Regions from separate parts of the Homo sapiens genome. Here region 2 is linked to region 1. Evidence: read pairs that join two places in POLR2A ChIA-PET (ENCODE). Cell type or tissue: PC-3. All regions are shown on one strand. Links, peaks and the distances in the headings refer to the core of each region. The heading gives the core; the rest is flanking DNA.

The links. ChIA-PET counts read pairs that join two places held together with the same protein. Peaks named below come from ENCODE experiments on the same cell type or tissue, not always from the same donor. Only the 100,000 strongest peaks of a DNase experiment are listed, where the experiment ranks them.
Region 2: POLR2A ChIA-PET joins it to region 1 with 17 read pairs; 2 of 35 experiments call an interaction of 5 or more read pairs at or near these places.

The regions. Positions count from the first base shown.
Region 1 is chr19:14,478,794-14,487,201 of GRCh38, forward strand. It overlaps GIPC1 (GIPC PDZ domain containing family member 1), which reads right to left. Exons shown (of 9, transcript NM_005716.4): 4 at 3,896-4,213; 5 at 1,800-1,985; 6 at 1,512-1,692; 7 at 619-731. The coding sequence starts at 4,183. Among named protein-coding and RNA genes, the nearest start is that of PTGER1, 7.6 kb to the left of the region's middle. RefSeq lists enhancers at 1-69, 1,155-1,749. In PC-3, for the core only: no CTCF peak of the experiment used is centred there; no DNase peak of the experiment used is centred there.
Region 2 is chr19:14,674,065-14,680,540 of GRCh38, forward strand. It overlaps ADGRE3 (adhesion G protein-coupled receptor E3), which reads right to left and starts at 780. Exons shown (of 16, transcript NM_032571.5): 1 at 682-780. The coding sequence starts at 706. In PC-3, for the core only: no CTCF peak of the experiment used is centred there; no DNase peak of the experiment used is centred there; H3K27me3 peaks cover 2,698 bases.

The sequences.
Region 1 (8,408 bases), core at 2,097-7,096:
ATCATAACAATGTGAATATACATAGTAATTGGACGGACTGCCATTGTCACCACTTTACATATATTCGTATTTAGACCTCAGGACAACCCTGAGAAGGTGGTATCGGTGTTCAGCTCATCCCCATTTTACTGATGGGCAAACTGCGGCCCATGTGCCCAAGGAAGGTCCCTGGGAGCTGGGAAGTGGCAGAAGTGGACTAGAATCCAGGCTGTCTGCCCAGAGTCCCCTCAGCTAACAGGTAATGCTGCCGGTTATGAAAAGGAAGGGAGGGCTGGGCGCGGTGGCTCATGCCTATAATCCCAGCACTTTGGGAGGCCAAGGAGGCTGGATCACCTGATGTCAGGAGTTCGAGACCAACTCCTGGCCTGGCCAACATGGTGAAACCCCATCTCTACTAAAAATACAAAAATCAGCTGGGCATGGTGGTGGGCACCTGTAATCCCAGCTACTTGGGAGGCTGAGGCAGGAGTATCGCTTGAACCTGGGAGGCAGAGGTTGCAGTGAGCCGAGATTGCACCACTGCACTCCAGCCTGGGTGACAAGAGTGAGACTCTGTCTCAAAAAAAAAAAAAAGAAAGGGAAGGGATGCCGGAGATAGGGTCCGGCTGGAGCACTCACCAGATCCTCCACCGTGGCGGGGCCCCGGGATCGGAGCCGCAGGGTCCCTCGGCCAGTGCCCAGTTGTGGGCCAGAGCCAGGGCGGCCACCCGCTGAACGCTGGCTGATCATGTCTGTGGGAGGCAGGAGAGGAGTGAGTGTGGGGGAAGCTTGGTTTTAGCACGTTCTGGGCAGGAACTTGTCCTTCCTGGCTTTCACCACCACCCCAAACTTCTCCAGGCTTCTGCAAGTTTCTGGGGGCTGGGGCCGGGGTGATCCCAGGAGGGCAGGAATCCTGACTCAGGCCTGGCATGGATGTGGGGCAGAGCAGGGGGAACAGCTGGGGGCCAGGAATAGGAAATGCTGGAGGGGAGACTGGAGGGGCCACTTCTGCTCCCAGGGGCTGGGGGACAGGAAGCAGGTGTACCCCAGCCTGAGTCTCCAGCTGCCTGAGTCCGTCTCCTCTTGGCCAAGGGGGTATGGCTGCTGGGCCACAGACCAGCCCTACCTGCCCAGGGAAGTGATTTAGTCCCCCACCCCCACCTCAGGGGCCTGGGGCCCATTCCTGAGAGTTAGTGAAGCCAGATGGAAAAGTGGGGGGGCTGGCACTGAGCAGTCAAGCCTGGCCTGTTGGGGATAGGGGGCTGGCCAGGGCTGAGGGCGCTTGGCTGGGCTAATGGCCCCTGGAAGCTAGGTGTGAGGGCAACTTCCTCCTCGCCCCCGCCCTTCTCCCAGGCTGGGCCAAGGGCCAGCACCCCGTCTGGGGTCGGGAGGAGCTGCAACCCCTTCCCTTTCTGCAACCCCTTCCCTTTCGGCAGGCCAGGCTTGGGCGCCACCTGCTGGCCGCTCCCGGCACCACCGCCTGCGCCCATGCGAGCAGCGCCACTGGGGAGGTCCAGGGGGCGGCTCCTCACCGAAGGCCTTGCGAGGCTCCGTGAGCTTCAGCGTGAAGGTACGGCCTCGGGGCAGCTCCTTGAGCAGCCGGGCCACCTCGTAGTGCCGGCAGCCCAGCAGGCTCTGCCCGTTAATGGCCTCGATCATGTCGCCCACGCTGATGAGGTGGATGTGGTCGATCACGCTGCCCTCCTTGATGCGCTGCGGGGGCGGGGAGTCATCAGCCCTTGGGGCTCTGCCCTGGTTTCCGGGGTCCCATGGCCCACCCTCACTCCCAGGCCTCCGGGGTGCCCCGTCTCCCCAGGCACCTTGATGAAGGCGTAGCCAGCCCCGTTGTCCGTGATGGTGAGCCCGAGTGCATCCTCCGACTTGAACACCTCCACCTCCTTGCGCTGCCCCTTCACGTGGGCGAAGATGAAGTCCTCCAGCCCGATCTGGCCCCCCAGGAGCTTGTCCATGTCCACTTTGTGGGTGTTCAGGGTGCAGAACATCACCTGCAGGGGTGGGAGACGCTGAAACCTCTTCCCCCTCCCTCCCCCTTTTCTAATCACCACTGGAGGGCGAAGGGAGAGAGCTGGGAGAGGACTAGGGGGATTCCATCCCAGTAACTCATCACCCACTGAGCCTGAGCCAGGGCCACAGCAGGGCCCACATTAGCGTGTCAGCTCTGCTAGGACTAGGATTTAGTTTTCCTTTCTCTTTTTGAGACAGGGTCTTGCTCTGTCACCCAGGCTGGAGTGCAGTGGTGCCATCATAGTCACTGCAGCCACAACCTCCCAGATTCCGGCAATCCTCCCACCTCAGCCTCCCAAGTAGCTGGAACTACAGGTGCTCGCCACCATGCCTGGCTAATTTTTGTATTTTTTGTGGAGATATGGGGTCTCACTATGTTGCACAGGCTGGTCTCCAACTCCTGGGCTCAAGTGATCCTCCTGTCTCAGTCTCCCGAGTAGCTGGGACCACAGACACGTGCCACCACACCCACATAGTTAAAATAATTTTTTTTAGAGATGGGAGCCTCATTATGTTGCCCAGGCTGGCCTGGAACTCCTGAGCTCCAGTGATCCCCCCATCTCAACCTCCCAAGTAGCTGGGACTATAGGTGTGCACCACTGTACCCAGCTAGGATTTCGGTCCTAGCAAAAATTCATTGCTGTGCCAGGTGCGGTGGCTCACGCCTGTAATCCCAGCACTTTGGGAGGCCGAGGTGGGCAGAACACGAGGTCAGGAGATCGAGACCAACCTGGCCAACATGGTGAAATCCTGTCTCTACTAAAAATACAAAAATTAGCTGGGTCTGGTGGCGGGCGCCTGTAATCCCAGCTACTCGGGAGGCTGAGGCAGGAAAATGGTTTGAACCCAGGAGGTGGAGGTTGCAGAGAGCCAAGATCGTGCCACTGCACTCCAGCCTGGTGACAGAGCAAGACTCCATCTCAAAAAAAAAAAAAAAAAAAAAAAAAAAATTCATTGCTGCTTTCAGGGAACGGAGCCTGGCACACAGTGAGTGCTCAGGAAATGCTTGTGGAGGACACAGAAACTCATCCCACTTAGGGAGACCCCTGCGTCTACTTCTTGCTCAAACCCACTATTGCCCTCCTTGACCCCCTCCCATCTATCCCCACAGTGCTTGGCACCAGGCAAGCCTGCCTCCCACAGCGTTGAGTTTCTCCAAGGCATCACGGAGAAGTGCATCTCGTATCTGGCCTCTAGCCTCCACCATCTCATGGGGCACTGGCCTCCCAATGCCTGACAGGAACTCAGCATCCAGCCCTGGCCATCAGCTCCCACAGTCTGTAGAGGTGCAGGCCTCTCAGTGTCTGATGGGAACTCAGCATTTAACTGTGGCCATCAGCTCCCCACAATCTACTGGGGTGCAGGCCTCCCAACGCCTGATGGGAACTCAGCGTCCAGCCCTGGTCGTCAGTTTTGCACAATCGACTGGGATGCAGGCCTCTCAATCCATCCATCCAATCAATCCATCCAGCCCTGGCCTCCCACAGTCCATTGGAGCTCAGGTCTCTCAGTGCCTGTTGGGAACTCAGCATCCACCCCTAGTCTTGCACAATCTACTGGGGGTACACCCCTCCTAATGCCTGATGGGATGTCAGCATGCAGCCCTGGCCATCAGCTCCCACAATCCACTGGGGCACAGGTCTCCCAGTGCCTGATGGGAACTCAGCATCCAGCCCTGGCCTCCAGTTCCCCACAATTCACAGGGGCACAAGCCTCCCAGTGCCTCATGGGGACTCAGCATCCAGCCCAGGCCATTGGCCCCCACCACTGAGTGGGGCCCAGGCTCAGCATCTGCAGCTTCAGCATCTGAGCCCCAGCTCATGAACAGGATGCAGGCCCAGACCTCTGGTCCACCATCAGGGACCCTGGTGCCCGGCTCCCCAGTGGATACCTCGGCAGTTGGCAGGCGGAAGGCCTCGGCGATCTTGCCATACAGCTCCTTGACGTTGGTGAAGCCCTCGATGCGGCCAGTGGGACTGCCATGGGCCAGCTGGGTGTGGAACACGAGGCGGGGCCGCAGGGCTGGGGGAGGGGGGGGCAAGCCCATTTGGGGGCCCCCCGACCCACCTCCGCCCAGAGGCCCTGGCTCCCCCACGCCCAGCCCTCCACGGCCTGGCTCAGCCTCCTCATTTTCCACTAGAGGGGGCGCCTTTTTCCGCCGCCCCAGTCCCAGCGGCATGAGCAGCGAGAAGTGGGGTCACCAGAAGATCTGCAGGACAGGAAGTGGGGCTCAGGGCCTGGGCAGAGGCCTTGGGTGCCCCTCCCACACTACTCGAACCATACAGGCCCAAGGAAATACTCAGAGAACAAATTGGCCTCGGTTGAAATCCTCATCTCTTGTATAGTGACAGGACACTTATATAAAAGTAATAATAGGGCTGGGTGCGGTGGCTCACGCCTGTAATCCCACCACTACGGAAGGCTGAGGTGGGCGGATCACTTGAGGTCAAAACTTTGAAACCAGCTTGGCCAACATGGTGAAACCCCACCTCTACTAAAAATATAAAAATTAGCCGGGTGTGGTGGTGTGCACCTGTAATCCCAGCTACTTGGGAGGCTGAGGCACAAGAATAGCTTGAACTGGAGAGGTGGAGGTTGCGGTGACCCAAGATCGCACCACTGCACTCTAGCCTGGGTGACAGACTAAGGCTCCGTCTATAAATAAAATAAAATAAAATAAAAAGCTCACACCTGTAATCCCAGCACTGTGGGAGGCTGAGACGGGAGGATCACTTGAGGTCAGGAGTTCGAGATGCCTGACCAACATGTCGAAATCCCATCCCTACCAAAAACACAAAAAAATTAGCCAGGCATGGTGGCGCATGTCTGTAATCTCAGTGATTCAAGAGGGTGAGGCATAAGAATTGCTTGAACCCAGGAGGCAGAGGTTGCAGTGAGCCAAGATCACACCACTGCACTCCACCCTGGGCAAAAGAGCAAGACTCTGTCTCAATAATAATAATAATAATAATAATAATAATAATAATAATAATAATAATAATACCAGCTAGGATTATTGCTTTGTGACCTTCCTTGTGTGTTTCATTTGTTGTTGTGACAGGGTCTTGCTCTGTCACTTAGACTGGAGTGCAGTGGTATAATTAAAGCTCACTGCAGCCTTGATCTCCCAGGCTCAAGGGATCCTCACACCTCAGTCTCTCAAATAGCTGGGCCCATAGGCACATGCCATGAAGCTCAGCTAACCTTTATTTTATTTTTTTGAGATGGAGTCTCACTCTGTCCCCTAGGCTGGATTGCAACGGTGTGATCTTGACTCACTGCAACCTCTGCCTCTCAGGTTCAAGTGATTCTTGAAGAAGAGACCCTGACTCTTTTTTTTTTTTTTTTTTTGAGACTGAGTCTCACTCCGTTGCCCAGGCTGGAGTGCAGTGGTGCAATCTCAGCTCACTCACTGCAATCTCTTGCCTCCCGGGTACAAGCGATTCTCTTGTCTCAGCCTCCCAAGAAGCTGGGATTACATGTCTGTGCCACCACACCGGGGTAATTTCTACATTTTTGGTAGAGATGGGGTTTCACCAAGTTGGCCAGGCTGGTCTTGAACTCCTGACCTCAAGTGATCCGCCCACCTCAGCCTCCCAAAGCGCTGGGATTAAAAGCGTGAACCACTGTGCCTAATGCTCAGCTGACGTTTTAAAACTTTTTGCAGGCCGGGTGCGGTGGCTCATGCCTGTAATCCCAGCACTTTGGGAGGCTGAGGCGGGTGGATCACGAGGTCAGGAATTCAAGACCAGCCTGGCCAACATAGTGAAACCCTGTCTCTACCAAAAAAACACAAAAATTAGCCGGGTGTGGTGGCATGTGCCTGTAGTCTTAGCTACTCAGGAGGCTGAGGCAGGAGAATTGCCTGAAACCTGGGAGGCGGAGGTTGCAGTGAGCTGAGACCGTGCCATTGCCTGGGTGACAGAATGACACTCCATCTCAAAAACAGAAAACAAAAAACAAAAAACAAAAAACACTTTTTGCAGAGATGAGGGGTCTCAATATGTTGCCCAGAGTGATCTCAAACTCCTAGACTCAAGCAATCCTCCTGCCTCGGCCTCTCAAAAGTGCTGGGAGTACAGGAATGAGCCATAGTGCCCGCCTGTAATCCCAGCACTTTGGGAGGCTGAGGTGGGCAGATCACCTGAGGTCACGAGTTGGAGATCAGCCTGGCCAACATGGTGAGACCCCGTCTCTACTAAAAATACAAAAATTAGCTGGCCGTGGTGGCGGGCGTCTGTAATCCCAGCTACTCGAGAGGTTGAGACGAGAGAATCGCTTGAACCTGGGAGGCAGAGATTGCAGTGAGCTGAGATTGCACCACTGCACTCCAGCCTGGGCAACAGAGCAAGACTCAGTCTCAAAAAAAAATAATAAAAATAAATAAATAAAAGAGTCAGGGTCTCTTATTGCTCTGTCCCCAGGCTGGAGTGCAGTGGGGTGATCACGATAATGGCTCACTGCAGCTTTAACCTCCTGGGCTCAAGCCATCCTCCATTCTCAGCCTCCCAAGTGGCTAGAACTACAGGCATGTACCATCACACCCGACTATTTTTTTTTTAAATTTTATTGTAGGCCTGGTGCGATGGCTCACATCTGTAATCCCAGCACTTTGGGAGGCTGTGAGCAGAACACTTGAGGTCAGGAGTTCGAGACCAGCCTGGCCAACATGGTGAAACCACATCTCTACTAAAAGTACAAAACTTAGCTGGGCATGGTGGCAGACGCCTGTAGTACCAGCTACTGGGTAGGCTGAGGCAGGAGAATTGCTTGAACCCAGGAGACGAAGGTTGGCAGTGAGCAGAGATCGTGCCAATGCACTCACTCCAGCCTGGGTGACAGAGATAGACTCCGTCTCAAAAAATAAATAAATAAATAAATAAACAAATATATATATATATATATAGAGAGAGAGAGAGAGAGAGAGAGAGAGAGAGAGAGAGACAGAGAGAGGGAGAGAGAGAGAAAGGAGTTCTTTTTTTTCTTTTTTTGAGACAGAGTCTCACTATGTCACCCAGGCTGGAGTACAGTGGCGCGATCTCGGCTCACTGCAAGCTCCACCTCCAGGGTTCACGCCATTCTCCTGTCTCAGGCTCCGGAGTAGCTGGGACTACAAGTGCCCGCCACCATGCCCAGCTAATTTTTTGTATTTTTAGTAGAGACGAGGTTTCACCACGTTAGCAAGGATGGTCTCGATCTCCTGACTTCATGATCCGCCTGCCTCGGCCTCCCAAAGTGCTGGGATTACAGGCGTGAGCCACTGCGCCTGGCAAGGAGGTGATCTTTCTCTGTTGCCCAGGCTGGTCTGGAACTCCTGGCTTCAAGGAGCTTTTGGCCTCCCAAAGCTCTGGCATGACAGGTATGGGCCACCGTGCCCGGCCTGTGACCTTCCTTAACCCTCACACCACACTGTAACACAGGGATCACGTTATGCTACAATTATGCCCATTGAACAGATGAGAAAATGGAGGCTGAAAGCGACTACGCTTCTATTTTCCTCTCAGCCACAGTCACTAACACTGTGTGCAAAAAATTTCTGACTCTCCCCCTTTGGACCAAACAGGTGGATGGCACTTCCTGGCCTCCTTGTGACTGGGCAGATAAATGATTATTTCTGGCAAATAGGTTGTGAGAGGAAGTGGCACATGACATTTCTGGGCTGAGGCATTTAAGTGCTGGAGCCTCCAGAGATCTATCTTTCCCAGGCAGGGTGATGAGCCACATTTGATATGGTGGCGACTCTATGAGGCCGGGCCCTGAATGACTACGGTGAATGGTGCCCCCTGCTGAGCCGCAATGGAAGTGTAGCAGGAAGAAAAAGCAAATCTTTGCTGAATTCAGCCACTAAGACTTTTGGGGTTGTTTTCTACACCACATACATTTTTTTTCTGTTTCTTTCTTGCTTTCTTTCTTTCTTTTTTTTTTTTTTTTTGAGACAGAGTCTTGCTCTGTCACCCAAGCAGCAGTGCAGTGGTGCGATCTCAGCTCACTGCAACCTCCGCCTCCTGGGTTCAAGCGATTCACCTGCCTCAACCTCCCAAGTAGCTGTGACTACAGAAGACTCCTGACCTCAAGTGATCCACCCGCCTCAGCCTCTTGAAGTGCTGGGATTACAGGCATGAGCCACCGCGCCCGGCCCGCTTCTTTATTTCTCTCTTTCTCCATTCTCCCCTCCCTTCAAACAATTTTTTTTTTCTTTTTAGTACTTACTGTATTCTGTGCACCATTTTAGATACTGTCTTCAATAAAAAAAGCAAGATCCCTGACTAGGGCCACCATGTTCAGTTACACAAGTTGTGTACTGTGCAAAATTACTAGACCAAGGTGGCAAGTAGGACTGAAATTCGGTCTGTGCACTGCCTGCCAAGCTATATTTCTTGGTGTGGTGTCTGCCAGGAGGAAGA
Region 2 (6,476 bases), core at 1-5,000, 190 kb after region 1:
ACAGGAAAATGATAAAGGAGGGAGAAGAAAGAATAGCAAGAGAAAAAGGAAAAAAGTCAGGGCAGGGCTAGTTTGCAGAAGTTATCAAGAAGGAGAAGACATCAATTAGAAAACAAAACTTGCCAAGAGGAAGATGAACAACGTATTAGAGACCGGGTGCGGTGGCTCATGCCTGTAATCCTAGCACTTTGGCAGGCTGAGGCGGGTGGATCACCTGAGGTCAGGAGTTCGAGACCAGCCAGGGCAACATGGTGAAACCCCATCTCTACTAAAAATACAAAAATTAGCCAGGTGTGGTGATGTGTGCCTGTAATCCCAGCTACTCAGGAGGCTGAGGCAGGAGAATCACTTGAACCCGGGAGGCAGAGGTTTCAGTGAGTCAAGATTGCGCCACTGCACTCCAACCTGGGTGACAGAGTGAGATTCTGTCTCAAAAAACAAAACAAAACAAACAAACAAAACAAACAAAAAACCAAGCTACTAGATTGGATAGGAACATTTTAGGGATATTCGAGAGCATACTTTGAATAGGGTAGTCAGGAAGGAAACCACACTCCAAAGGGAAAAGGTGAGAGTGTTCAGAGCAGAAGAAAGAGGAGGAGAAAATAACCAATTGTTGAACCAAGTGGTCCCTGACTGGGGGATAGGTTAAGCCTCAGTCATTGTTACAGTCACACATACCTGGAAGAAGCAATGGTCCCTGCATTTCTGTGGTACGGGTATCCCACGCCAGCCAGCCCTGGAAGCTCTCTACTGTGCCGTAAGCCAACCACCTTTCCTAGCTCAAGAAATCCCATGAGAATTGAAGTATGTATCTTAGGTCAGCTGACTCATGAAATTGCTATCAGAAAAGCAAACTGCTTCCCCTCTTTCGCCATCAGACTCATGGTTCTGCTTTTCGTTTATTTGCTGTACCTTTTCTGCCTAGCTATTGTTGATCACCTTTGGGATGATTGAGTTGGTAAACCCTAACGAGGAAATGCCCTGAAAGTTACATCACATTGTCTGAGGATTAGGAAGTGCCTTTGGGGCCAAAATAAATCTTAAATAAGCCTGTGGCTTTGAGGTGAGTAAACCAGATTTTAGGGTGTCTGTGTTGGTATCTGAAGTTTCCAGAGGAGTCATTTTAACATATCTTTCTCTTCCCCCAGTAGATGATACTTACTGGTTATGATTGCTGAGCCATAAGAAGTTAAGAGTCCCAAAGTCTCATAGAAGGTAATACATTATTTGGTTATTTGGACCAACCCTAACCAGTCACAGGACTTGGGAGAAAAAGTCTGTAAATCTACCCTTCCTCCAGCAAATATTTATTTATTTATTTATGTGGGTCTTGCTCTGTTACCCAGGCTGGAGTGCCGTGGCACAATCATAGCTCACTGCAACCTCAAACTCCTGGGCTCCAGCGATCCTCCCACCTCAGTCCTCTGAATCGTTAGGACTACAGGTGCATGCCACCACGCCTGGCTAATTTTTTTTAGTTTTTATTTTTTTTTTTGAAGAGAGACAGGGCCTCGCTTTGTAGCCCAGGCTTGTCTTGAATTTCTGGGCTCAAGCAATCCTTCTGCCTCAGTCTCCCAGTGTTGAGATTACCGGTGTGAGCCACTGCACCCGGCTCCCCTGCTTAAAACTCTTCTGAAGCTCTTCATTAGACTTAAAACACCAGACTTCCTACTGAAGCAGTGTTGTTGTCTGGGGTTCATCCTCTCATGCCAAGTAAATCAAGGATGCGGATGCACAAGAAGTGAATTTAAGGCCGAGCACTGTGGCTCACCCTTGTAATCCCAGCACTTTGGGAGGCTGAGACGGGCGGATCACCTGAGGTCAGGAGTTCAAGACCAGCCAAGCCAACATGGTGAAACCCTGTCTGTACTAAAAATACAAAAATTAGCTGGGCATGGTGGCGCATGCCTGTAATCCCAGCTACTCGGAAGGCTGAAGCGGGAGAATTGTTTGAACCCGGGAGGCAGAGGTTGCCGTGAGCGAAGATTGCGCCAGTTCCTTCCAGCCTGGGTGACAGAGTGAGACTTCATCTAAAAAAAAAAAAAAAAAAGTGAGTTTCAGAGCAGAAGTTTAACAGGCAAGAGAAGAGAAAAAAGAGAAAAGCTCTATCCTGCAGAGAGAGAGGGGCTCCCAAGTGAGTCTTCTGGTCTCGTGGTGAAATACATGGGGTTTTATAGCCGAGCTTGAGGAGGAGCTGTCTGATTTACACAGGAACCGAGAGATTGGTCGGACTGGGTGTGCTGTTTGCATAGCACGCAAAGAAGCTGGCCGCCCCATCCTCATCTTTTACTATGCAGATGGGGTCTCTACCTGGCTGGCACTATGTTGCCTGCTTTTTTACTGCACACGTGGTGATAAAGAAAAGGGAACATGGTGAAACCCCGTCTCTACTAAAAATACAAAAAATTAGCCGGGCGCGGTGGCGGGCGCCTGTAGTCCCAGCTACTCGGGAGGCTGAGGCAGGAGAATGGCGTGAACCCGGAAGGCGGGGCTTGCAGTGACCCGAGATAGCGCCACTGCAGTCTGGCCTGGGCGAAAGAGCGAGACTCTGTCTCAAAAAAAAAAAAAAAAAAAAAAAAGGGAAGAGGGAACCTCCATGTTGAACATGCCTGCCCCCAGGAAGCCTTTTCCTATTGGCACAGCCGCTGCATTTACCTTTGCAAACTTCCAGCTTGCTTATTTATGTTTGTAGCTCGATTTTGCAGACTGCTCTTTGTCGTGGTGGTGATGATGATGATGGTGATAATAACGGTTGTGGTGGTGATGGTGGTAATCATGGTAGTGGCAGGAGTGATGGTGGAGCTATAGGTGGTGGTGGTGACGATGAAGGAAGGGATGATGGTGATGATGACGATGGTTGCGATGATGGTGAAGATGATGAAAGTGACGGTGATGGTAGTAGCGATGGTGATGGTTACATTATGGTGATATTTTCAGAGATGGTGGTGATGATGGTGATTGAAGGTGACAGCTGCAGTGAAGGTGATTGTTGTGGTGATGGTGACGAAGGCTGTGATAGCAGTGGTGATAATGATGGGGTGAAAATAGCAAAGGTGGTGGTTATATTGGTAGTGGAGGTAAAGACGAAAAGAAATGATTTTGGGGCTGCTTTTTGTTAACAGGGAAGCCTTACTGAGGACTCTCTTACCCTCACCAGTTGCCTGAATAATATCTTTTTAGCTCTTGTATCACTAGATACAACAGGAACAAAAAGGAACAAACAAACAGGCAAACAAACAAAAAAACCACTGCAAGAAAGTAGCCCTGGTGGCAACTGAAGACACGGTCATGGATTAAATCATTTAGGGAGAGATTATAGAGTGGAAAAAGAACCCTGAGTAATTCATTTAAAAACTCAGGCAATGTTAATTTGTGCAAAGGCAATAGAAAAAAATTAAAAAAAATAAAGGAATGGAGAGGCAGCTAATAGAGGAGACAGGACGAGAATGGCCAGAGAGATGAGGGGTGGGGGTGGGAAATGAATGGAGTATGGTATTATGGAGGTAAAGGAAAGAGATCACACTGAATTAAGACTGAAAGACACCCACAGGAGAGAGCTGCAAGGGGGTTGTTTGTATTCTTAGCATGAACAATTACAGTAGTGAAGGTGGTGGTGGTGGTGATGATGCTGATGCTGATGATAGCGGTTGTGGTGGTGGTTGTTATATATAAAGTTTCGGTGACGTGAAAGAAATAGCACTTGAATATAAAATTTTCCTTTTAATTCTCAGCAAGGCAAGTTACTTCAATATAGAAGGGTGTGCCCTTACAGATGGAACAGTGGCGAGCGCACATTCGGACATGGGAGGGGAAGGGGTTCTTATCCCTGACTCAGGTGGCCCCTGCTGCTGTGTCGTTCCCCTATTGGCTAGGATTAGACCGCGCAGGCTAAACTAATGCCGATTGGCTAATTTAAAGAGAATGACGGGGTGAGTGCTTTGGCGGGAGTCAGGGCAGAGCAGGTAGCAGGTAATCGGAATGAGTTAGGGTGGAGCAGGTGATCAGAATGAGTCAGGGTGGAGTAGGTAATCGAAAAAGCTGCTTTACGAGGAAGTTAAGTTTAAAAGTAGAAGGCAAAGAATTGAACATACTGACATATTAATTCTTTGAAAATAAATTTAGAACTCATATCTAACATGGTGATGATGATGATGATAATAACGGTTGTGGTGGTGATGATGATGGTGATAGAATGGTTGCAGTGGTGATGGTGGTCATCATGGTAGTGGCAGTAGCGATGGTGGTGGTAGAGGTCGTGGTGGTGATGACGGAAGTGATGATGGTGGTGATGATGATGGTTGCGATGGGGCTGAAGGTGACGAAAGTGACGACGGTGGTAGTAGCAATGGTGGTGGTAACATCACAGTGATGTTTTCAGAGATGGTGGTGATGATGGTGATTGATGGTGACAGTTGTAGTGAAGGTGACTGTTGTGATGGTGATGAAGGCTGTGATAGCAGTGGTGATGAAGATGGGAGTGAAAATAGTGGCGGTGGTGGTTATGTTGATAGTGGAGGTAAAGATGGTGGTGATGCCAATAATGGTAGGGAAGGTGGTGGAGGTTGTTGTTATAATGGTTCAAGCCAGAATTATGTGGATTGAGGAAAAAGCGCGAGGGGAAGAAGTGGAGACAGCAAGTGAAGTCACCTGTAAAGACAGTTGGAGAAAAAAGTATGAGCAAAGCAAGATGATCAAGAGACCTCCCTGGGTGTTTGGAGCATGGTGGAATTAGCTGGCTATTGGGATTGTCAAGGCCATGAACGTACGTAGTAGGTTTGTTGGGCTCTCAACATCCTACTGTCCCAGCATGCATGCAGTGAGGCTTCCTGATCTTTCTCCCTAGTGATCGTCTAGGGGTGGGGTTGTAGAGGCAAGAGTTGATCAAGAGAGACAGGTGGTGCTACCTAATGGTCAGGCCAAAGTGGTTCACATAGTTTGGATGTTGTTCCCTCTAACTCTCATCTTGAAATGTAATCCCCAGTGTTGGAGGTGCGGCCTGGTGGGAGGTGATTGGATTATGGGGGTGGATTTTTGATGGCTGGTTTAGTGCCATTTCCTCGGTGCTGTCCTCATGATAGTGAGTGAGTTCTCATGAGATCTGGTTGTTTAAAAGTGTGTGACTCCTCCCCTCTTCTCTCTTGCTCCTGCCCTCACCATGAGACACCTACTTTCCCTTCACCTTCTGCTATGATTGGAAGCTTCCCAGGCCTTCCCAGAAACCAAGCAGATGTCAGCTTCCTGTAAAGCCTGCGGAACCACGGGCCAGTTAAAACACTTCTTTATCAATTACCCAGCCTTGGATATTCCTTTGTAACAATGCAAGAATGGCTTAACTCAGTAGTTATGCTATTACAGAATGTTGGCTGCAGAGTCAGAATCCCTGGGTTCAAATCCTGGCTCTGCCACTGATTAGCTGTGTGACTTTGGGAAAGTTACTCAACCTCTCTTTTCTGCAGGCATCTCTGATCTGGGATAACTGCAATAGTCTCGTAACTCGTTGTCCTTCTGTCCCATCCTCCACCGTGCAGTCAGGACAGTTTTCTGAAAGATGATTCTGGGCCCATCACACCTCTGCCTCACAACCCTGTGAATATTTCACAGGCTAAATGCACTTACTTAGTAGGTGCATAAATCTCACCCCACTCTGGTCCCACTCCACTTCTCCAGCCTCATTTCCTACCCTTCTGCTTCAGCCTTTCCACCTTCCCTGATACATTTTCTGTTTCCCTAAACTCCACATTCTATTTGTAGCCTTTCATGCCTTTGTACATGTGATTCTCTCAACCTGGAATGCCCCCCCATTTTTTTTTTTTTTTGAGACAAAGTCTCACTCTGTCACCCAGGCTGGAGTACAGTGACATGATCTTGGCTCACTGCAATCTCCGCTCCCCGGGTTCAAGCAATTCTCCTGCCTTAGCCTCCTGAGTAACTGGGACTATAGGTACCCGCCACCATGCCTGGCTAATTTTTGTATTTTTAGTAGAGATGGAATTTCCTCACGTTGGTCAGGCTGGTCTCAAACTCCTGGTCTCAAGTGATCTGCCTGCCTTGGCCTCCCAAAGTGCTGGGATTACAGGTGTGACCCACTGTGCCCCACCTGGAATGCCCTTTCTTTTTCTTTCTTGCCACTCTACTCCTGGCCACGTCCTTCAAGTGGCATTCTTTTGCATGTCCTTCCATGATAAACTCTTGTGAAAGGAAAATAAAGTCTCAGGACTCCAATTCAGGAATAAAATTAAGCTGAAAGCGGAGTCAAGCAGACAGCTACAGATAAAAGGCCAGATATCTTCACAGGTAGCTACTGTATATTCATTTTATCTTACATAAAGTGCCGATTTACTGAGCACAAGGTGAATACATCATTGACTAGTCCCCCACCTGCTCCTTTTATCTCTGGCAACACATTGGTTCAGTAATGTGACCAAACTCTCCCTCTTTCCCCTCCAGTCTGCTTTTCCCCCTTAAATATTGAA